Regions from separate parts of the Homo sapiens genome. Here regions 2 and 3 are each linked to region 1. Evidence: chromatin loops called from intact Hi-C (ENCODE). Cell type or tissue: A673. All regions are shown on one strand.

Region 1 (8,000 bases):
AAACAATGAAAAAATAATAATTCCAAGCAAACTATTATTGACATTGTGTTAAAGATTTTGTGAGACACCCTGCCCACACTAGATTTCACTAGTATCACCCTAGAGGATGTAAGTTCTAATGAGAATTTCTGTCACACCCAAGCCTCGATTTTTACTTTTACAGTATAGTGCTGTTTCACTCTGCCACCTGCAGGTCATATATGGAAGAACATATTTAAATTAGAAGGCCTGGCTTGGTGGCTCACTCCTGTAATCCCAACACTTTGGGAGGCCAAGGCAGGTGGATCACCTCAGGTCAGGAGTTCAAGACCTGCCTGGCCAACATGGTGAAACCCCGTCTCTACTAAAAATACAAAAATTAGCCGGGCATGGTGACGGGCACCTGTAACCCCAGCTACTTGGGAGACTGAGGCAGGAGAATAGCTTGGACCCTGGAGGAGGAGGTTGCAGTGAGCTGAGATCATGCCACTGTGCTCCAGCCTGGGTGACAGAGCAAGACCCCGTCTCAAAAGAATAAATGAATTAAAAAAAAAAGGTAGAAATCAGAGGCCAGGCACAGTGGCTCATGCGTGTAATTCTAGCACTTTGGGAGGCTGAGACAAGAGGATCACTTGAGACCAGGAGTTGGAGATCAGCTAGTGAGACCCCCATCTCTGCAAAAAATAAAAGAATTAACTGGACATGGTGGCATGTGCTTATAGTCCTATTTACTTAGGAGGCTGGGGCGAGTGGACTACTTGAGCCCAGGAGTTTGAAGTTACAGTGAGCTAGGATCATGCCACGCCACTCCAGCTTGGGGGAGAGAGAGAGAGAGACAGAGAGAGGAAGGAGAGAGAATGAGAGAGAGCAGAAGGAAGGAGGAAGGAGATAGAGAAAGAGAGAGGAGGGAGGAAGGAGAGAGAGAGACAGAGAATGAAGGAGAGAGAGAGACAGAAGGAAGGAAAGAGAGAGGAAAGAGAGAGGAAGTGAGGAGGAAGGAGAGAGGAAGGAAGGAGGAAGGAGAGATAGAGGAAGGAGAGAGAGAGGAAGGAGAGAGAGGAAGGAGACAGAGAGGAAGGAAGGAGGAAGGCAAGAGAGAGGAAGGAAGGAGGAAGGAGAGAGAGGAAGGAAGGAGGAAGGAGAGAGAGAGGAAGGAAGGAGGAAGGAAAAGAAAGAAAATATACTTTAAAGTGAAATAAACAACTCTCTTCTATGAAACTGTGATGGAAAGTTAAACCATTGGTCAAGATTATAATGATTACCTGGATCAAAAATTTGGATGGAAGAAAAATCCCTCCCCAGAAATGAAAAAAAAATGTTGGAGTTTAAACATGTACAAATAGGAAAGCAATGGTAAGGACAGTCACCCCTCTACACAATGTTCAAAGATGAGGAAGTATTGCCTCACCTGGAGAAACTTGCAATCGCCTTGTCTGAGACCTCTCTCTAGATTTCTAGACCATTCTTTCACTAATATGGAACCACTCAATTGTAGGATATTTTCTTAAGTGTCTTGATGCATATTTACGCTGTATTAACAGGTTCAGGATAGAGTCTCTTAAAGTTTACAAAGTTTATTCATTAAACAGGAGCAGAGGGGCCACGACCACAGACCTTAAAAACCAATTGGCCACATAGGGTGGTTGGATAATTTAAGCACCCGTGAAGGAGGTGGCAAGTGAGAATTTCTCCCTTTCTCTGGGCTTTCTAGAATCAACTGGATGTTTTAGAGCTGAAATAGACGAATATGTCTAACTCCCATGAGTAAGGCTAACTCTGTATCATTCAGTCAATTTTTAGAGAACCTCTATTATGTGTGTGGTATTAGGAAGTAGGAAAACAAAAACGAATAAGCTCTCAGGAGATCCTACTGTGTGCACGTGTGCCTACACACACATGTGTGAGTTCTTGATGGGGTCAGGGAACAAGAGAGGTAATTTAGGATGGTTTATTCCTAGATTCTGTATTTTTCTATGTATCGGATGGGAGAAGAGAATTTAAGGACAGCAACACTGATTTTAAAAAGCTGCCTTGGGCAATGAAAAAAAGAGCTGCCTGGAAAAACGGACAGGTGTTTGAGTAGGGCTGACCATCCTCTGGAGACTGACAAGATGAAGGATCCACATCTGAGGTATATTCCTTCAGGCAAAGTGGGCCTCTGCCATACTTTGAATGTATTCATTCTCATAGATCCTTTAGTACTTCATCATTTTTACTCTTATTTTTGATTAAGGTGGGTTTAAAATTCCAACTTTTTTTTCTTAGAAACCTTAAGTAGACTAAGGATTCTGTCAGGAAAAAATATTCCTCTGAATAGGGATTTGGTAACAACATGCTAAGTTAGGAGCCAACGTAACAAGAGTAAAACAAATGATTCAGAAGATCATATTCACAGCAGGGACCGTGAGGGTTTTAGGAGCTCCCCTCAGAGCCCCAGGTGCAGCGTGACATTGCCAAGGACATGCAGGGAGCACAGCTCCAAGGGGCTCCCTCTCGATGTCTAATGAGGCCAGGCAACCTGCCAGCACCACAGGCTTCTGTGGGGCAAGGGCGAGGTGGTGGTGAGCATCCATTTTTTTTTTGTTTGTTTTCCTCCGAGGCAGAGTCTTGCTCTGTTGCCCAGGCTAGAGTGCAGTGGCATGATCTCAGCTCATTGCGACCTCCGCATCCTGGGTTCAAGCAATTATACTGCCTCAGCCTCCCAAGTAGCTGGGATTACAGGCGCACGTCACCACGCCTGGCTAATTTTTGTATTTTTAGTAGAGATGGGGTTTCACCATGTTGGCCAAGCTGGTCTCAAACTCCTGACTTTGTGATCTGACCACCTCAGCCTCCCAAAGTGCTAGGATTACAGGCATGAGCCACTATGCCCGGCGCATCATCTATTTTTATTTTTTTAAAACATATTTCTTCCTATAAAATTAACTTGATGTCCAAGAACTTGTTCCTTTTTTCATATTGAGATTTAACAAATATTTATGGAACACGTACAAGGTGGTAGGCATTGTGCTACAGACACCGCCTTGAGGGAAATCAAAGCCGAGAGGGAAAACGCAGGAAATGAAAAGTAAGGCAGGTGGGATGGGGAGGGCCTGGAAAAGGGGAGAATCCTTGAGGGCTGTGTTTTAATCCATGATTTGGAAAAAAAGGTTTCCTTAAATAAACAAATGTATACACTATAAGACATTATTAGGGAACAATAATTTCATTTGATACACTGTTGTTAAAATTACTTAAAATAATGAGAAATGAAAATGATTGGATGCCAAGCATTGTTAGAAAGTATATCATATTTAAAAGTGTTCACAAGAATTTGTCAATTCTCAAGTTAAAGCTGTTTCATCACTACACTGAGACCTGTTTTCTAAGGTATATACCAAAAAAAGATTATGCCTTACCCGCCAGAGAGGACGCTGTCATAAAAAAAATACAAACAAACAACAACAAAAAAAAAAAAAAAAAAGAAAGAAAAAAAGAAAAATTATGGCAAAAAAAAAAAGAAAAAAAAAGAAAAAAAAAGATTTCACCTTTCTTTTCCTTCCATGAGACAAGGGGCTAACAACTGTGTCAACATGAAGTTCTCCACTAGAGGGAACTAATTCCACGTCCTCCAATCGTGAGCTTCATCAGGATGTGTCTGAGAACAGTGCTCTCTCCATGTTTAGATTGTACCCAGATAATCATGCTGCATTGCTAAATGGGAACGACACTTTAAAGTGGTTTTTATAAGATTTCCAGAAAAAGATAGTTTTATATTTATATAAATAAATTGAAGTGTATATTTTATGTTACAGAAAAAACCCACATCAGTTGAAAAATAATTGTGTTCAAGTCGCCTGCCATGAGTAACTTGTGATTCTTCACTGTTCTGCTCTAGAGGTCATGTGCTAATATCTGGGTGAATTTGATGAGAGGAGAGTGGTGCCTCACTTCCCAGGAAAACAATGTTTGGGCAGTTCATAAAATGCACATAGTGGGACCCTGAACTACATAGCTTTATGACACATTTCCAAAAACTCCTAAGGCAAAAGTCTCTGGCTGCAAGGAAAAACCTCCTGACACAGTATCTAAGATTCAGAACTGGTCGCTCTTAAAATAGGAAGCAAAGCTTATGCTGGGAATTATCTGTGCCTGCCCTGATTAAAACGCTTCTTCAGAACAGGCCATTTCACCTAATTCTGTCAACCTATACATCAAGATTTGGAACATGGTCCCCTAGCAAAAATAAAAAAAAATCTCATTTTAAAAAGCACTGCATTTAGTACCCTCCAAAGTGAAACTCTAATTAATCACATGTAGAGGAATCAGAGAATTTGAATCTCAAAAAATTGTACCACGACCACCTCTTCTTTAGGGTCAAGACAAAAAGAACTTTATAGAAATGCACACCCTACTGAATTGCCAAAAGAGTTCCCAGGGTAGTTAGATTTTGTCCCCCATGGTATGAGTGCAAATGGAGAGTACCCTGTAAAGCTGGAAGCAGTGTCCTGGATGGGGTTGCAGGCTAATGGATGTTGAAGGATTGTTGGGGGTCAGGGTGGAAGGGCTGAGAAGTCCTTTCTGCTTGAACCTCAGGGTGAAGCAGCCTGTATGAGGGGTGGTCTGGGGGCAGATACAGCAGTTAGAGGACTCAGTGGGACTTATTCCTGCTGCTCTGCCAGGGACCACAAGTAGAGAAAGGGAAGGCAAGGAAAGGAAAGGAGCAATTACTGTGATTCCTCTTAGAGCCACTGCCAGGTCTACACTTTCAGGACTCATTAGACTACAATGGCTTAAACATTTCAGGGTCTGCTTGGAGAGAAATTATGCCAGGCCTGTGCTTTCCAATGAGTAGTGGCCAATTTTTACCTTTTTAGGCAAAGCTCCTCTACTTTTAATTCTTAAATAATATATGTTGGCTCCTGTTTTACTCACCCTGGGTTGTATCCACTGTCATTTCTTTCACTTAACAAGATTACATTTTTGTCTCATGACGTACCATTAATTTTCAGGCAGGTTTCAAAACTTTTGCCTCCTTTTTCTTCATTCCTGTGGGGTCTTTTATTTTTTTAGAATAAAAAACCCTATGAAAATTTTGTTCATAACCCTCCAGAATTCCAACCTACCTATATAAAATCTGACAAATAAAGAGAACAGCTTGATGCTCACTGTTCATGAAGGGCTTGTGCATGTTTCCAGTGCCTCCCTCAGCTCTGGACATCCCCATACAAGTATAAGAATATGAAAATATTTTATAAAAATGTTAGAAGGTGATTAGTCCGTTCTCACACTGCTAATAAAGACATACCTGAGATTGAGTTAATCTATAAGGAAAAAGAGGTTTAATGGACTCACAGTTCCACATGGCTGGGGAGGCCCCACAATCATGGCAGAAGGTGAAGGAGGAGCAAAGGCATGTCTTACATGGCAGCAGGCAAGAGAGTGTGTGCAAGGGACCTGCCCTTTATAAAACCATCAGATCTCGTGAGACTTATTCACTATCATGAGAACAGCATGGGAAAAACCTGCCCCCATGATTCAGTTACCTCCCACTGGGTCCCTCCCATGACATGTGGGGATTATGGGAGCTACGGTTCAAGATGAGATTTGGGTGGGGACATAGCCAAACCATATCAGAAGATTAAAATTTTGTCATCTGTATCACCTAGAAAAAGGTAAGACATGGTAGTTACGTGCAGATTTTGTAAGCAGGTTGTCAAGATTGTATCTTTGGCTAGATTTTTATTTCTTTGTGACATTGAGCATATTACTTATCTCTCTAAGTCTCTCTGTTAGCATAACTGCAAGATGGGCATAGAAATACTGCCTGCCTCCAGGATGTTGTGAAGGTTGTCTGAGATCATACATAAGCACAGTGGTTGGCAGGTGGCAGGTTAGTGTCCAACCCATCAGCTGTGACTCTGCATCCTTCTATTACAGCAGCACGGGCAGCAGCTTAGTGCAGGCATGACCATGTGCTTCTCTGCTGTTCCTGCCACCTCCACTGACAATCACACACACAATGAAGTGGGCGAGTTATTATGCAGGATGTTTGAACAATATGGAGACCACTCCATCCTTTTCTGACTTGAGTATTCTGAATTATTGCCTTATAGCCCCCTCACTTTGGCTTCTTTGCTCTATTCGTGTTCACCTTCCTCTTGGTCATTTATGTCAGATTACCACCAGGCCTCCAGAATGGCAAAAATCAGATTAAGGAAAAAACTGAGACAGACAATGTGCTTCTAGAATGGCAGTGAAATGGTTATCTGTCATGAGTGTTTTGAGTCCACCTCATGAAATTGCACTTTGCTTGATTTAAAATCTGAAAAATATTCTGAAAGCCAAGCATAAAATTTGCTAAGAGGAAAAACAGTGTGACGCTCCATAATATACCTACTTGCTAAATATACTGATTTGTAGTTTATTTTAAAATTGATTTCCCACAGATTATAGGTGTGTACGCCTCCTCCCAACCCCCAAAGCATGCCAATTTATTATTAATTAGGAGTACAGCCTCTGGAGCAATACTGCTTGGGTTCGCATTCTATTTGTCACCCTCACAATCCTACTGACTTACTATTAAGTTATTAGGGCCATAACTTATACTCTCTGAGCATGAGTTTCCACTCTAAGGAGGGGATAAAAAGTCCCTTGGGTTGGTGAAATGAGATAATGCATGTGAAGGGTCAACAGGGCATACTGAGTTGTTATTTTTATTGATGTTATTTGGAGTTAAACTGGAATTTACTTCTACGTGTTTGCTATATTTTATGTTTATAAGCCCTCATGTTGTCAGGCTGAGCAACTGAGTCATGGTTGATAGACTGTGTTCAATGGGGCTGGGTCATAGGTTCCAATAGAATGAATGGTGTTTATTTGAAGGAGGCCGTGTGGTACGTGTATAATGGCCTGGGAAAATCAAAGGAACCTGGAGTGTAAACTTAGCTCTGCTGCGACCTTTGGCAAGTACAGTAATGCTGTTGGTGCCCCACCCAGGTCGCCTTTCTCCAGCTGGTGCCCCATCCTCTCCTGCCCCACTGCTGGGAGGGTAGCCTGTTAGTGGTGCCCAGCTGCCACTTCGCTGGAGCAGCCCCCTCAGCTGATGGGTGTTGCTGAGCCAGAGGTGCCTAGGAAGTTATGCCTCCACCATCCCTGGGTGGCCTGGAGTCAGTGGTTGGCTGGCATGAGGGTGCAGAGGCTCAGCCCCCTCACCTCAAGGTGAGACAACTGTCCATGAGGGGCCACTCATGCTCAGAGATCCCTGTGCAATCAGGCTGAGGGTAGATGGCTGCTACCACCACCTCTTTGCTTGTCCTCTTCTCTGTTCTGCTTGCCCTGCTTTCCTAATAAGCTTCCCCTGAGAGCATCTTCTCAACACATCATTTGGACAAGAGCCCTTGTCTCAGGCTGTGCTTTTACAGAACCTCACCAAAGACCTAAGAGAAAGATTCTGGGCCCCATTTTTATTTGACAGAAAATGAGAGAGTTGGATCCATTTTCGATTATGGGTCTATTTAATGAATATCTATCTATCTATCTATCTATCTATCTATCTATCTATCTATCTATCTTTCGAGACAAAGTCTCGCTGTTTTGCCCAGGCTGGAGTACAGTGGTGTGACACAGCTCACTGCAACCTTGAGCTCCCAGGTTCAGGATATCCTCCTGCCTCAGCCTCCTAAGTAGCTGGGAGTACAGGTAAACACCACCATGCCTGGCTAATTTGTTAAAAAATTTTTGTAGAGACGGGGTCTCACTATGTTGCCCAGGTTGGTCTCAAACTCCTGGCTTCAAGTGATTCTCCTGCCTTAACCTCCCAAAATGCTGGGATTACAGGCGTGAGCCACCATTTGCAGCCATGAATACAGATTTTAACTTCCAGGGTATTTTTTACACTTTATGCTCTGATATGCAGTCATATTAATTCTATTCCCTTCTCTTTACTCATATGTCCCAAAAAGAGATCAGTGGAGGAATGATTAAAGATTCTCCAAGTTAAAATCTTTAAGCATCGAAATGTACCTCTACTAGGGAAAGCG
Region 2 (8,000 bases), 900 kb after region 1:
AACAAAGACTCCATTGATACTAGGAAAGAAACCTGACTGATTACCATAGGTAAAAAAACCTCAAACATAAAAATATAAATGTGCAACTGTTTACACAAAGATTTGAAGTTGACCTACCCCTCATTTTGATTCAAGTACTTGTACGCAAGCTTGAGCCAAAGTTGTACATGAGAAGGATTTTCAAGCACACTTGCTTCTAAATTAGCGATGTCATCAGTCTCATTTGTAAAGTATCTGACATCATCTGGAGTGACAACTGTATCCAGAGCTGGAACATTTATTTGGTTCTCTGGCTGGAAAGCTATTTAAAAAAAAAGTATTATTAGCTTCACATTTTCTTTAGTCCACAGATGCAAGAAAAAGAAAACAATTGGTCTCATCTTTAAAGTAACTTAAAAACCTAAAGATTCTAATGACATGTACTAGCTCACAGCTTTAAGGTAGAGCTATGACATAATTTATCACCCAAACCAGGACCCTTCTGAGTGGAAAGAGGTGCTACTAAAAATTACACCAGAACAAAAGGAGTAATTAGAACTCTGCTATTTTAAGGCTAAGTGACATTACCTTTTCAGTCCACTTAACAGTAACTATGATTCAACTGCTTTTTCATTATTATCAAATGAATTCACATTTGTTAAACTGCAAATTATAATTAAGAAATTAAAAGTCATAATTTATAAAGATTATTCTACTATATCTAAACTAGAAAAACAGTGTTACGTTAGTGTAAATAAGTACATAATAGCATACATCTCTTGGATACTTGCTAATTCACAAATAATGCAAACTTGAAATTAGAAAGTAAAATGTGCCTAACATACAGGCACTCATTCATACATTATTTTGTTCATTAGTTCATTCATCATTTGTTCATTCTCATCTTTTGAGCCTTCTGCATGTCAGAAAACATATTCAAAGATGAAGTAAAATAGAACACCTGCCCTTAAGGAGGACACAGGCTAGGCAGTGGTTCTCAAACGGGAGCTACCTTCCCCACCAACTAATGTATGTTTGGAAATATCTGAAGCAGTCATAATTATTAACTAAGCAGTGCTCCTTGCATTTACTGGAGAGGAGCCATGAACACAAATATCCCGCAATTTCAGAGGCAATCCTGCACAGTGAATTAACTGTATTGTCTAAAAACCCAATGGCATCGTTTTTAAAAAAAATTTTTTTTTAACCAGGCAGGCTGATACACCAAAGGATTAGCAAAGTGTTAAATAAAGATGGAACACCACAATTTAATAATTCTGGATCTTAAATTACATAACTTCTTACCATACTTAATTGGTCCTGTAGACTGTTCCTCATCACTACTGAAGCTATTATCTGAAATAGGTTTTCTCCAAAACTTTGGCTTCCACTTTCTTTTATCTTTGTAGGTTGTAAATGGAGGAGCTAAAGTAGATAGGAGAAGATTGTTAATTGATATAACTAGTTTTTTTTTTAACATTTTGAAGGATACTCAAATAATATTTGAGAAGAACTACATTCACTCCATCTTAGAAATGATACGTATTTTTTTTTTTTTTTTGAGATGGAAGTCTCACTCTGTCACCCAGGCTGGAGTGCAGTGAGTGCAGTGGCGCGATCTCAGCTCACTGCAACCTCCGCCTCTCGGGTTCAAGTGATTTTCCTGCCTCAGCCTCCCAAGTAGCTGAGGCTGCAGGCACACGCCACCACCACCCGGCTAATTTTTCTATTTTTAGTAGAGACGGGGTTTCACCATGTTGGCCAGGCTGGTCTCGAACTCCTAACCTCAAGTGATCAGCCCACCTCAGCCTCCCAAAGTGCTGGGATTACAGGCGTGAGCCAGCGCACCCAGCCTGGAATGATATGTATTACATTAAGAACATAATACCAACAAAATTTCTGTCATACAGAAACTAAAAAGTCCTTTTCAGAAAGAGATACAGTACACACACACACACACACACACACACACACACACACTTATATATGTACTTACTATGACCTTTACTTTCATTGATATTGCTAACAAGGAGAACAGCCATCTGGTCCATTGACATTCGATCTTTGTTTACTCCAAAAAGTTTCTCAACATATTTTTCTGAAATAAGAGCAATGCAATCTTCATGATAAATATCAATTACAGAGACTAGGATAATTAAAATGTATGACGTGAACTAGTTTAAGAATTAAAGGCGATTATATGGTACTAGTCAATAACACCTATGGCATTTGAAAGGGCAAAGCCTGTATTATCTTAACTACTATGGCAAATCCTACCACATCATATACCCCATTTGGGATTAAAAAAAAAAAAAAGTAGTTCCTAAAATGAACTAAGTAATTAAGTTAAAGTCCCAAATTGGGAGCGATAAAATAGATTCAGTGACATTACAATCACTCTGGGCTGTGATAACACCAAATTTAGTAATTATTATTTTCTTTACTTCCAAAAGATTTGTAGCTTGAGGTTTATTACTTGGCACCAAATCTGAGAAAAAGCTTAATAATATTTGCTCACAAGTGTATCAAGTCTTATTTCATTATAGAATTGGAAACAACAGCCATCGTAATTTCCAGCCTTCCTCTATTTTTTGAAAACAATAAGTAAAAATAGGCTCCTATGTTAAAATCAATAGTAAAGTTTCTATACAAATAGCTTAATATTTTCTTTTAAATAAATGGAACTAAATATTTAAATGAGCTCTGTCCAAAGAACTTTCTGAAATGTTGGAAATGTCTTAAATCTGTGCTGTCCTACTGGCATGCACTTGCCACATGTGGCCATTGGGTACTTGAAATGTGGCTAGTGTAACAGAGGAAGTAAATTTTTACCGTAATTATACTGGATACAGCAAATCTAGATAAAGTATTATGGGTAAATACACTGAATTATAGTAAGTATTTTACAATGTCAACAACTAATATAGAATTTTTAAGTTGCCTAAATTCAATTTTCATTTGGGAGAGAATAGGAAGTCTTTAAAAACCTGCTGAAGCAGTAATTTCTTCATTAGTACTTGTCTCTGCACAACCAATCAAAGACAGATTATATGACAGAATGTCCTGGAATAACTGTTTTCGGCTAAGTGTATAGTCTTGTATATGCTGCCTAAGATAAAAAAAAACACAGAAAAGATAATCATGTACATATCAAAGTTAAGCAAACAAGACCATTTTTCAAATTACAAAATGTTCACAAAAACTACTCACCATTGACAATCATCATCATTACATGTTCCTGTTAAATCAAAACGGCAGAAACACTGATCCGGTTCAATCATATTACTGTATGATACTGAGCTCAGGGGAAGTTTTTCCTTGGTTCGATAATATGGACTAAATCTAAGGTGAAGAGAGTGAACAGGTATATTATGCCCAACAAACATTCCTCAGAAAACTAAGAAAACTTTAGTTTTTCTTTCTCAAGTTAAAATTTCCATGCTTACTATTTATGAGCTATTTATCTAATTAAATTAATGCCAAAATTAATTCGAGAAAAGACCTAGAATATCAAGGGATAGAAACAAGTTGCTTTTATACCAAGAACATAAAATAGTTTAAACAGAAAAAAAACCTTGTATTCTAAAAGTAGTTTCTCACCACATAATAAAATACTATATAATACCGGTATTTCTTACACACATTACCAGCCAAGACAAGAAAATCTGGAAAAAGTCTATATTACCTGGAAGGTGCTTTACAATTTTAAGATAAAAACATGCAACCCTTTAACATTCTCACAACTTTTAAAAGTCTAAATGGGGGACCCACAAAGTTAATCATATGAAAATGTCTAAATAAATTTTATGAAGGCTGGCCAATGCACTTCTTAGACTGAATAACAGTAAAATTAAAAATCAAAAATTAAAAAAAACCTCTAAGATTCCAATTATTTTTCCTAAAATTCCTAACAAACAGAAATCCAAAATTCTCCACACTTCTACCAATAGCCAGAAACTGGAATTTGATACGAACTGATAAATCCAAGAGTGTGGTTTGAGCCCAACGGCAGGACACTTAATTTTTATGTTCCTTAAAAGGGTAAGTCTGGTTATCAATAGCAATGATTCAATTGCTTTTTCATTATCATCAAATATTCAAGATAAAATATTAAAAACCAAACAGAAATCCTGAAATTCAAGCTTATTGAATCTTTCTTTTATACCTGTAGGACTTAAAAACTAGAAGAGGACTATGGTAGGGTCTAAAAGGACATGGCTTCACTTCCATTGTTTTACTTTGTGCTGTGACAAAATCCACATCTACAGAAATCTCCTGCAAAAGAAAATAATAATTCTGTAAGGCAAATAAGGCTGGGTGAATTCCAGATTTTAAAGAAAATATGAAATGTTCAGTTACCTGACCATGCAAAACCTTCTCTGTAATGCCTGTGGTGGTTTTTAAAATCAGCTGTTTTAGGCTGTCAGCTTTTGAATACAATTTTTGCAATTCACCAATTTTTAACCCTAGAAAAAGTTCTGGTTTTTCTACAGTATTTTTATTAAGTTTGTTTATGCATTCTTTGTTAGCAGTATCAGTGTGCTTAAGGTTAGGTTTAGTAAAATAATTGGATTCTAAAAAAGATCTTCTTCGCTCTCTGCTTGAACCAGACAAAATTTCATCATCAACATCATTTTCTTCAGTGTCCAGGGTTAATTTATCTTGTGTCAGATCATGAAGTGAGGGTTGAGGTAAAGAAAATTCGGGTTCCTCTTCCACAACTGGAGAGATATTTTGTTGTTCCTTTGCTTTAAGGGCACGGGCTTCTTTTAATTTTTGAATTTTCAGGGCATATTCATATTCTAGCTTTTGTAACCGTCTTTTCTCCATAGCAATTAGTTCTGCTGAATGCTTTCTTGGACTTGATACTGGAGAACTGTCCAGTCTCATCATTTTGTTTGGCTAAGGGAGAAAAATGATACACGTATTTTACATCACTGTGATTTTATAAACAATTTTTGGTAAGATAATTGTGCTATCCCCACCATACAATGCCAACATTATAAAACTAAATCAATATGGAGAATAAAACAGAGTTTAACATAAGTAGCCAAAAGTTTTGCTAGTTAATCTATGACTTATGACAAAAACAAAGTCAAGACAAAATAATAAAGTAGACATCCAAAAATGTGGATGTCATTTAAAAACAAAGCTTTAATCTTAATCTCTTGGAATTTACAGCAAAGAGTTACTTTATATATACATCTTACCCTTAAAACTATCATAAAAACTTTCTGCTTTCCAAAAGTAAAATATTTCTATAAAACCCTCACCCCAAAGCGATCTTGTTCCAGTTTACGTTTTCCTATTTCTTTACTGGCCACTGCCTTTGCCCGAGCAAGCTCTTCTCCATATTTTAGAGTCAAAGCTTTCTTAATTGTAACACGCTGTTGAACTCTGTGAATCTGAAAAATATAGAATAATCCTGAAAATGTAAATGAAAACCTTAAAACAGGAAATTTCTTCTTCTCAAACACCGTGGCTTTTGAGCATTCAACTGAAAATAAAAATATTCCAATATTATTTCTCAACAAGAAACTATAGGTTATGCATATTTTGCTGGCTTTAGTATACAGTGGTTTGTCTTACAGAAAATTTGGCCTATAAAAATGTGTAGTAAACAGGAGACTACAGTATTTTAAAATAATTACTTGTTCCTGAAGCTTCTTCAAAAACATTCTGTTAACATTAAGAATTTTTTCAGTTGCTTGAAGCTGTTCTGTAAGTTTTGTAATCTTTGCTTCAGCATTTCTAACAGATTCTTTCTTCTTAGCTTCTTGTTGCACTAAATTCTTTAAAACAGATTCATCTTTCATCAAGAGAATCCTAAATGAGAAATAACAAAATTCTTGTTAATGTTTCCCTACAAGAGCAGACTGTCAGAATAAAAAAATTTTCAAAGTAATAACACAATTTTTAAAAATGCATCTACGAGACACAGATAAAAATGTAAAGGGATGAATATTTTTATATTCATCACACAGGTATTTAAATTAACATTGCTACACTGATAATAGTAACTATGAGACTGATCTTTTAAAAAAAAAAATTTAAGCCTGAGGTAACGTGAATTACTGTTGAAAACTTGTAGTAAATATTCAACGTTGGGCCAGGCACAGTGGGAATGCATTTCCCTAGTTCAAGCGATTCTCCCGCCTCAGCCTCCCAAGTAGCTGGGATTACAAGGCATGCACCACCATGCCCAGCTAATTTTTTTGTATTTTTAGTAGAGACAGGGTTTCACCGTGTTGGCCAGGCTAGTCTCAAACTCCTGATCTCAAGTGATCCACCCACCTCGGCCTCTCAAATTGCTATGATTATAGGCGTGAGCCACCGCGCCTGGCCGGTATTTTTATTTAAACATTAATTTCATTACTTTATGTAAATGTAGTGTCATTCAACAAAATGACAGACTTCTACATTCTACAAAGTTTAAGTGAGAAAATGTATAATCTTATAGTACGCTTATTAATAACATACACCACAAAAATGTATTTCTCTACCACAGGAACAATTAGATATGTGAAGATAACAAGGCTCACCTATGTTTTTTCAGTTTTGATTCTGCATCTGTAACCTGCTTAGTAACCATTGCTATCCTGCCAATACCATCAATTTCCACATCAGAGTTTGCTGGGGATGATGAACTTGTCTTCAGCTGATCTGATTTAATCAAACGCTGTTTCTCACGGCTAAAATTATCAAAAAGGATATATGCATTACACCCAAGAATAAACTTAAACTATTTTTAAAATGTATTCTATTTCATGCAGTAACAATATTAATCACACCGACTAATAATAAAGATGATGACCAATATGCAAGACCCAAGTCAGCATTCAAAGTTGATAGTGGAGTCCTTCTCTTTGAGTGTTTTCATCTTTTTTCTAAGCTGGTTATGTCCTAGCACATCACTCTATTCAAGTGTATGTATGACCATCCAGCACCATCTTCTGTGTGAGTTATAAAACATTAACTCTGTATCTTGGATAAAACTATCATCACTCATTCCCCAGTGCCAAGAAACTCTATAAGAGAAGTTTTGAAAACATCACATACTTTTAATGTTAATTACATAAAATTACACTTACTTGGCAATCTCTTCCTTTAACAATCTATATTCAATCTTCTTTTCTTCAGGCAAAGCCTCCGGTGTTCGCAGAGGATCATTTTCTTTTTCAGATTTTGGAGGTACTTTCGGTTTTGAAGCTTGCTAAAAAAAAAAAAACATTTGAAGTCAACTAGATCATCAGCTTTCCAAAATTCCATACTAAGATTTATATTTTACATTGCAACCCAGTGTATACTGAATTTATTTAGAAATACCTGAATGTCATCATTTTCTATTCTTTTTTCTAAAACAATGTTGGTTGATAACTACTAAATTGTATACGCCACCAAGTAGTGAAGATCTACAGTCTGAAAATCATTGAATTAAATCACAGCTAAACAACTACTGAAATAGGGAAAAAACGATAAAAGTTGTACTTAGAGAATACATTTTAATAAAAACTGTTTTCTGGTAACACAACACAACTCTAAAACAACAGTCTCCTTACTACACAGAACAATTATCCAACCAATTTTACTATTTTGAAAAAGGAAATACTTAATAGGAAACACAAATAATGGAAACTTTTAATAGTAAAATCAATCTACATTGATACATGCTTCATTATATAAAGTCCTAATAGCACAAATACTTAAAATATTTCCACAAATCAATGTTATTAAAAATCTATAACTTTATGGTTTAATTTTCAGGAAAAAATAAACTTTACTGATCATCAAAAGGTCATCTTTCTTTCCACCTTTAATTATTGCACTTACCTCAGCAGTTCGTCTTGCTTCTTTAATCATGGACTCTAATCCACCAAAAACACTATTTGTTGACTTGGAAGCCTCTCCATCAGATTCACTATCATCTGAATCATTTAGTGTTACAACCACTGATTTATGCTTTGGAAGCTGCAAAGACAATATATTTATTACTCGTGATAACAAAAGGATGTCATTTAACC
Region 3 (8,000 bases), 950 kb before region 1:
TCAAGGATATTGGTCTAAAATTCTCTTTTTTGATTGTGTCTCTGCCCGGCTTTGGTATCAGAATGATGGTGGCCTCATAAAATGAGTTAGGGAGGATTCCCTCTTTTTCTATTGATTGGAATAGTTTCAGAAGGAATGGTACCAGTTCCTCCTTGTACCTCTGGTAGAATTCGGCTGTGAATCCATCTGGTCCTGGACTCTTTTTGGTTGGTAAACTATTGATTATTGCCACAATTTCAGAGCCTGTTATTGGTCTATTCAGAGATTCAACTTCTTCCTGGTTTAGTCTTGGGAGAGTGTATGTGTCGAGGAATGTATCCATTTCTTCTAGATTTTCTAGTTTATTTGCGTAGAGGTGTTTGTAGTATTCTCTGATGGTAGTTTGTATTTCTGTGGGATCGGTGGTGATATCCCCTTTATCATTTTTTATTGTGTCTATTTGATTCTTCTCTCTTTTTTTCTTTATTAGTCTTGCTAGCAGTCTATCAATTTTGTTGATCCTTTCAAAAAACCAGCTCCTGGATTCATTGATTTTTTGAAGGGTTTTTTGTGTCTCTATTTCCTTCAGTTCTGCTCTGATTTTAGTTATTTCTTGCCTTCTGCTAGCTTTTGAATGTGTTTGCTCTTGCTTTTCTAGTTCTTTTAATTGTGATGTTAGGGTGTCAATTTTGGATCTTTCCTGCTTTCTCTTGTGGGCATTCAGTGCTATAAATTTTCCTCTACACACTGCTTTGAATGCGTCCCAGAGATTCTGGTATGTTGTGTCTTTGTTCTCGTTGGTTTCAAAGAACATCTTTATTTCTGCCTTCATTTCGTTATGTACCCAGTAGTCATTCAGGAGCAGGTTGTTCAGTTTCCATGTAGTTGAGCGGCTTTGAGTGAGATTCTTAATCCTGAGTTCTAGTTTGATTGCACTGTGGTCTGAGAGATAGTTTGTTATAATTTCTGTTCTTTTACATTTGCTGAGGAGAGCTTTACTTCCAACTATGTGGTCAATTTTGGAATAGGTGTGGTGTGGTGCTGAAAAAAATGTATATTCTGTTGATTTGGGGTGGAGAGTTCTGTAGATGTCTATTAGGTCTGCTTGGTGCAGAGCTGAGTTCAATTCCTGGGTATCCTTGTTGACTTTCTGTCTCGTTGATCTGTCTAATGTTGACAGTGGGGTGTTAAAGTCTCCCATTATTAATGTGTGGGAGTCTAAGTCTCTTTGTAGGTCACTGAGGACTTGCTTTATGAATCTGGGTGCTCCTGTATTGGGTGCATAAATATTTAGGATAGTTAGCTCCTCTTGTTGAATTGATCCCTTTACCATTATGTAATGGCCTTCTTTGTCTCTTTTGATCTTTGTTGGTTTAAAGTCTGTTTTATCAGAGACTAGGATTGCAACCCCTGCCTTTTTTTGTTTTCCATTGGCTTGGTAGATCTTCCTCCATCCTTTTATTTTGAGCCTATGTGTGTCTCTGCACGTGAGATGGGTTTCCTGAATACAGCACACTGATGGGTCTTGACTCTTTATCCAACTTGCCAGTCTGTGTCTTTTAATTGCAGAATTTAGTCCATTTATATTTAAAGTTAATATTGTTATGTGTGAATTTGATCCTGTCATTATGATGTTAGCTGGTGATTTTGCTCATTAGTTGATGCAGTTTCTTCCTAGTCTCGATGGTCTTTACATTTTGGCATGATTTTGCAGCGGCTGGTACCGGTTGTTCCTTTCCATGTTTAGCGCTTCCTTCAGGAGCTCTTTTAGGGCAGGCCTGGTGGTGACAAAATCTCTCAGCATTTGCTTGTCTATAAAGTATTTTATTTCTCCTTCACTTATGAAGCTTAGTTTGGCTGGATATGAAATTCTGGGTTGAAAATTCTTTTCTTTAAGAATGTTGAATATTGGCCCCCACTCTCTTCTGGCTTGTAGGGTTTCTGCCGAGAGATCCGCTGTTAGTCTGATGGGCTTTCCTTTGAGGGTAACCCGACCTTTCTCTCTGGCTGCCCTTAACATTTTTTCCTTCATTTCAACTTTGGTGAATCTGACAATTATGTGTCTTGGAGTTGCTCTTCTCGAGGAGTATCTTTGTGGCGTTCTCTGTATTTCCTGAATCTGAACGTTGGCCTGCCTTGCTAGATTGGGGAAGTTCTCCTGGATAATATCCTGCAGAGTGTTTTCCAACTTGGTTCCATTCTCCACATCACTTTCAGGTACACCAATCAGACGTAGATTTGGTCTTTTCACATAGTCCCATATTTCTTGGAGGCTTTGCTCATTTCTTTTTATTCTTTTTTCTCTAAACTTCCCTTCTCCCTTCATTTCATTCATTTCATCTTCCATTGCTGATACCCTTTCTTCCAGTTGATCGCATCGGCTCCTGAGGCTTCTGCATTCTTCACGTAGTTCTCGAGCCTTGGTTTTCAGCTCCATCAGCTCCTTTAAGCACTTCTCTGTATTGGTTATTCTAGTTATACATTCTTCTAAATTTTTTTCAAAGTTTTCAACTTCTTTGCCTTTGGTTTGAATGTCCTCCCGTAGCTCAGAGTAATTTGATCGTCTGAAGCCTTCTTCTCTCAGCTCGTCAAAATCATTCTCCATCCAGCTTTGTTCTGTTGCTGGTGAGGAACTGCGTTCCTTTGGAGGAGGAGAGGCGCTCTGATTTTTAGAGTTTCCAGTTTTTCTGTACTGTTTTTTCCCCATCTTTGTGGTTTTATCTACTTTTGGTCTTTGATGATGGTGATGTACAGATGGGTTTTCGGTGTAGATGTCCTTTCTGTTTGTTAGTTTTCCTTCTAACAGACAGGACCCTCAGCTGCAGGTCTGTTGGAATACCCTGCCGTGTGAGGTGTCAGTGTGCCCCTGCTGGGGGGTGCCTCCCAGTTAGGCTGCTCGGGGGTCAGGGGTCAGGGACCCACTTGAGGAGGCAGTCTGCCCGTTCTCAGATCTCCAGCTGCGTGCTGGGAGAACCACTGCTCTCTTCAAAGCTGTCAGACAGGGACACTTAAGTCTGCAGAGGTTACTGCTGTCTTTTTGTTTGTCTGTGCCCTGCCCCCAGAGGTGGAGCCTACAGAGGCAGGCAGGCCTCCTTGAGCTGTGGTGGGCTCCACCCAGTTCGAGCTTCCCGGCTGCTTTGTTTACCTAAGCAAGCCTGGGCAATGGCGGGCGTCCCTCCCCCAGCCTCGTTGCCGCCTTGCAGTTTGATCTCAGACTGCTGTGCTAGCAATCAGCGAGATTCCGTGGGCGTAGGACCCTCTGAGCCAGGTGTGGGATATAGTCTCGTGGTGCGCCGTTTCTTAAGCCGGTCTGAAAAGCGCAATATTCGGATGGGAGTGACCCGATTTTCCAGGTGCGTCCGTCACCCCTTTCTTTGACTCGGAAAGGGAACTCCCTGACCCCTTGCGCTTCCCAGGTGAGGCAATGCCTCGCCCTGCTTCGGCTCGCGCACGGTGCGCACACACACTGGCCTGCGCCCACTGTCTGGCACTCCCTAGTGAGATGAACCCGGTACCTCAGATGGAAATGCAGAAATCACCCGTCTTCTGCGTCGCTCACGCTGGTAGCTGTAGACCGGAGCTGTTCCTATTCGGCCATCTTGGCTCCTCCTCCCATTTGTCTTTCTTTATTCCCTCTTGAACTCCAATTACTCGAACATTTTCTCTTTTGATGCTATCCCATAGATCTTGTAAGCTTTCTTCATTCCTCTTTAGTCTTTTTTTTTTTCTTCTCTACCTGTATATTTTTCACTTATCCTGCCTTTGAGCTCACTCATCGTTTCTTCGCTTGGTTAATTCTGTTGTTGAAGCTCTATTGCATTTTTCACTGCTTTCACTGCACATTCTAGCTAGGGAATTTTTTTTTTTTTTTCCAGCGTCTCTCTTAAATTTTTCTGATAAATTTCTGAATTGTTTATCTGTATTTTCTTGAAGTTCACTGATGATCCTTAACACAGCTAGTTTGATTTTTATTCTGACAGATCACACATCTCCATCTTTTTAGGGTCTGTTATTGGTACCTTATTTTGTCTCTTTGGTGAGGTCATAGTTCCCTGATTGTTCTGAATGCTTGTGGATGTACACTGATGTCTGCTTATTAACGAATTAGTTATTTATTCAAGTCTTTGCAGTGTGACTTTGTGCCCATCCTTCAGTGGGCCTATCTAGAGATCTAAGACTGGCTGTTGTCAAGCCTGTGACTGCTGCAGCCATTTCAGCGGTAGAGGGCGCCTTAAGCCCATTTTTACCACGAAGATGACATGGTGCTCCAGCCAGGATATACCTAATGATGACTCAAGGTAGGGGTACCCTGACTGTGAGGAAGTTGGCCAACGACCCGAACCTGGAAGCCTGTCCCATTTGCTTAGACAGATGCATGTTTCCCCGCAATTCCCTGCACAGATGGGATAGTTCCCCAACTGTAGCAAAAGGAACTGGAGCTGAGACTGGGACCCCTTACACTCTGCTGTAGGATGGAGGCTGGTGAGCTTGCACCAGTGGCCTACATCCATGCTTCCCAGTAATTTCCTGCATGGATGGGACAGTTTACCAACTGCAGGGAGAGGGGCTGGAGCCGAGTCTGGGCCCCTTCACTGCTGTGGGACAGAGGCTGGCAAACCCACCAGGGTAGCCCAGGCAGGCAAGCTTCCCCTAGAAGCTCCCTGCACAGGTGGGGCATTTCCCTGACTGTAGTGAGAGAGGCTAGAGTAGAGAGTGGGATCCTTTAGGACCTGCTTTGGGACAAAGGCTGACAGGTCCTTCAAGGAGGCTCAGACAGACAAATCATTCCTGGGTTGTGGGATATGGGTAAATCTTCTTCTGGGTCCTTGTGCAAGCAGTAATAAACTGGGCCCATGGCTGGGTAGCAGAAGGGTTGGAGCCAATTTACAGGGTAACTTTCAGGTCTGCTGCCAAGACCAATGTCAGTGGGCAGATGAAGCTTGCTGCCTAGGCACTAGTGTGCTTGATTCCTCCTAAATCTTTTTTTTTTTTAATTAGTATTTTGGAAGGTTTGATTTTTGTTTTGTTATTTTTAATCAAATGCATTTATATATCTTAAAAGTTCTTTATATACTACCTTTGTTTCCTGCCATAAACAATACTAAACTGTCTCTTCCCTTTTCCTGTATCATTTGATTTTAGTTACAAGTATTATCTTAATGCCAATCACTGTGTTCATAAATGTACTTGGGTTTATCCCAGTTGATTTGAGAGCTTCAAGTTGTAACTCTTTTTCCAAGTAATACTTAAGAAGTTAGTACACTTAGTTTCACCTTTCTTATAATTTTTTTGGTTTTTAAAAATAATATGTGTTATTTTACATCCCTTGAGCTTATATCATTTTTATACCATTTTGTCAGTTTTATCTCCATTTTTAAAAAATTGACACTTTTAGAGCAGTTTTTAGAGCAGTTTTAGGTTCACAGCAAAATTGAAAGTACAGAGTCCCCATGTACTTGCTGTCTCCACACACGCACAGCATCCCCCCCGTTAGCATTCCCTACCAGAGTGGTACATTTCTTAAAATTAATACACCTCCATTGACACATTGTCTCCCAAAGTTCATAGTTTACATTAGGGTTTACTCTTGGTGTTGTACATGCTGTGGATTTTGATGAAGGTATAATGGCATGTGTCTACCATGATAGTATCTTACAGAATAGTTTCACTGACCTAAAAATCCTCTTTACTCTGCCTGCTCATCCCTTCCTCCCTAAAAACCCTGGCAACCACTGATCTTTTTAACATCTCTGTAGTCTTACCTTTTCCAGATTGTCATAGAGTTGGAATCATATAGTGTGTAGCCTTTTCAGATTGGCTTCTTTCACTTAGTAATGTGCATTTAATCTTCTTTTATGTCTTTTCATGGCTTGTTAGTTCATTTTCTTTTAGCACAAAATGATATTTCACTGTCTGGATGTACCACAGTGTATTCATTCACCTAGTAAAGGCCATCTGCTGCTTCTAAGTTTGGGCAGTTATGAGTGAATAAAGCTGCTGTAAATATGTGTTTGCAGGTTTTTGTGTGGACATGTGTTTGACTAATTTAGGCAAATACCAACAAGTGTGATCGCTGGATCCCATGATAAGAGTATGGTTAGCTTTGTAAGAAATTGCCAAACTATCTTCCAAAGTAGCTTTCCCATTTTGCATTGTCACTAGCAATAAATTAGAGTTCCTATTTGTTCACATTCTCTTTAGCATTTGATATTACCAGTTTTAATCCCCCTTTGGGGGATTAAAAAACTATATTACCACCACAGTTACAACACCACTAACTCGTGTTCTGAGTTTTGGCCATTCTAGTAGGTATGCAGGGTATCTCATTGTTTTTTTGTTCTGTTTTTTCTTTTTGAGATCGAGTCTCGCTCTATCGCCCAGGCTGGAGTGCAGTGGCGCGATCTCGGCTCACTGCAATCTCCACCTCCCGGGTTCAAGTGATTCTCCTGCCTCAGGCTTCTGAGTAGGTGGGATTACAGGCACGCGCCACCATGCGTGGCTAATTTTTGTATTTTTAGTAGAGACGGGGTTTCACCATGTTGATCAAGCTGGTCTCGAACTCCTGACCTCGTGATCCGCCCACCTCAGCCTCCCAAAGTGCTGAGATTACAGGCATGAGCCACTGCACCCAGCCATCTCATTGTTTTAATTAGTGGTTCCTTAATAAGATATGATGTTGATCATCATTTCACATGCTTGTTTGTCATCTGTGTATCTGCCTTCTCTGGTGAAGTGTCTGTTTTGGTCATTTGCCCAGTTTTTAATTGGGTCGTTCTTTTCTCACTGTTGGATTTTAAATGTTCTTTGTATATTTTGGATAACAGTAGTTTATCACATAGGTCATTTGCAAATATTTTTTTCCCAATTTGTGTCTTGTCTTCTCATTCTCTTGATATTCCCATCTTTTAGTTTTAGTTCTAAAGTTAGATGTATTTTCTTCTTACCCCAGTCCATCATGTTACAGCTTATCCAGTTTTTTTGTTTTGTTTTTTTTTGTTTTTTTAATCTGAAACATTCTCTGGTCCACTCAGGCAAGCTCATAGGAGAGAGATTTTCTAAGGTCTTACAGGTTTATGACTTTGTGGTCGTACACTTGAAGGACACTTTGGCTGGCTATAAAATACTCAGCTCACATTTTTTTCTTTGAGTAACTTAAAAATGTTACTTCATTGTTTTCTAACATAAATGTTGCTGTTGAAATTCGGTACCAGTCTGATTTTCTTTCCCTTGTAGGTGACTTGGCTTTGTATTTAACTTTATTATTGTGATAACTTTACATATTTTTGTTTCCCATGTTTAAATGATCTGGATTTCCCTGGACTATTAGGAAGAGATTCCTATGAAAGAATAAATCAGGATAGCTTTATCAGTTTACATTTGAAGGTCTTTCTCCTCTGTTGTTTTTGGAGTGTGTGTGTAGCTCCTTTGTCTCGTAGGTAATCCTTGGTCAAAAAGGTTTTTCTTTTCCAGCGCACTGTTTCTGAGAGCTTTACATGCTTAGCATCCCATCATAGGATACTTATTTTCTCTCTCTAGTATTTTCTGTCAACTGTTTCCTTTGGAACTTTGCCACTCCCTTCCCTCTTTATATCTTATCCTTCCTTCTCCCTGTCTTCATTGCCCTGCAGTTTTGTTTGAGACTTCCGAGTTTTTTTCCCCTTAGGGTGAGACTCCGTCCTTCTGGTGAGGGCTCTTTGTTACGTACTCCTCTAAGATGTTTGAGGGTTTAGAGCTTCGTAGCACTCTTTGCTGCCTATAGGACTGACTATACAGGTTTTTGCAGTCACCTGCAAGTTGGAGCCTGTGAAAACCTTTTGCTTTCTCTCCGTTTATTCTTAGATTTGCTCTCCGAGTTTTCTCCAAAGATAGAGTCCTGTGCTTGTGGAGTATTTCTTGGTGATTTTTGGGTTTTGTTGCTTTGTAGGGTACCTCTGTTGTAGCTTTAATTTCCTGCTGCTTTTGTACATCTGGTGATCATGCATTGTGAGCAGTTTATCCACATTCTCTTAGTATTCTGAGAA

What was found. Hi-C counts contacts between places; a loop is a spot of excess contacts. Peaks named below come from ENCODE experiments on the same cell type or tissue, not always from the same donor. Only the 100,000 strongest peaks of a DNase experiment are listed, where the experiment ranks them.
Region 2: a loop joins it to region 1, with 6 times the contacts of the local background. A loop is called at or near these places in 2 of 110 quality-filtered maps.
Region 3: a loop joins it to region 1, with 4 times the contacts of the local background. A loop is called at or near these places in 5 of 110 quality-filtered maps.

What each region holds. Positions count from the first base shown.
Region 1 is chr12:70,730,004-70,738,003 of GRCh38, forward strand. All of the region lies in intron 6 of PTPRR (protein tyrosine phosphatase receptor type R), which reads right to left. All of the region lies in intron 1 of LOC124902960 (a long non-coding RNA gene), which reads left to right. Among named protein-coding and RNA genes, the nearest start is that of PTPRB, 97 kb to the left of the region's middle. In A673, CTCF peaks have their summits at 193 (motif pointing left), 404 and 3,565 (motif pointing right); DNase peaks (open chromatin) are centred at 168 and 3,598; H3K27ac peaks cover 380 bases.
Region 2 is chr12:71,627,634-71,635,633 of GRCh38, forward strand. It overlaps ZFC3H1 (zinc finger C3H1-type containing), which reads right to left. Exons shown (of 35, transcript NM_144982.5): 10 at 7,810-7,947; 11 at 7,071-7,192; 12 at 6,522-6,671; 13 at 5,631-5,805; 14 at 5,253-5,384; 15 at 4,339-4,881; 16 at 4,145-4,254; 17 at 3,190-3,321; 18 at 2,967-3,088; 19 at 1,976-2,077; 20 at 1,285-1,404; 21 at 118-301. Among named protein-coding and RNA genes, the nearest start is that of ZFC3H1, 32 kb to the right of the region's middle. In A673, no CTCF peak of the experiment used is centred here; no DNase peak of the experiment used is centred here; H3K27ac peaks cover 218 bases.
Region 3 is chr12:69,775,850-69,783,849 of GRCh38, forward strand. All of the region lies in intron 3 of RAB3IP (RAB3A interacting protein), which reads left to right. Among named protein-coding and RNA genes, the nearest start is that of RAB3IP, 41 kb to the left of the region's middle. RefSeq lists an enhancer at 6,448-6,617. In A673, a CTCF peak has its summit at 4,204 (motif pointing right); a DNase peak (open chromatin) is centred at 4,212.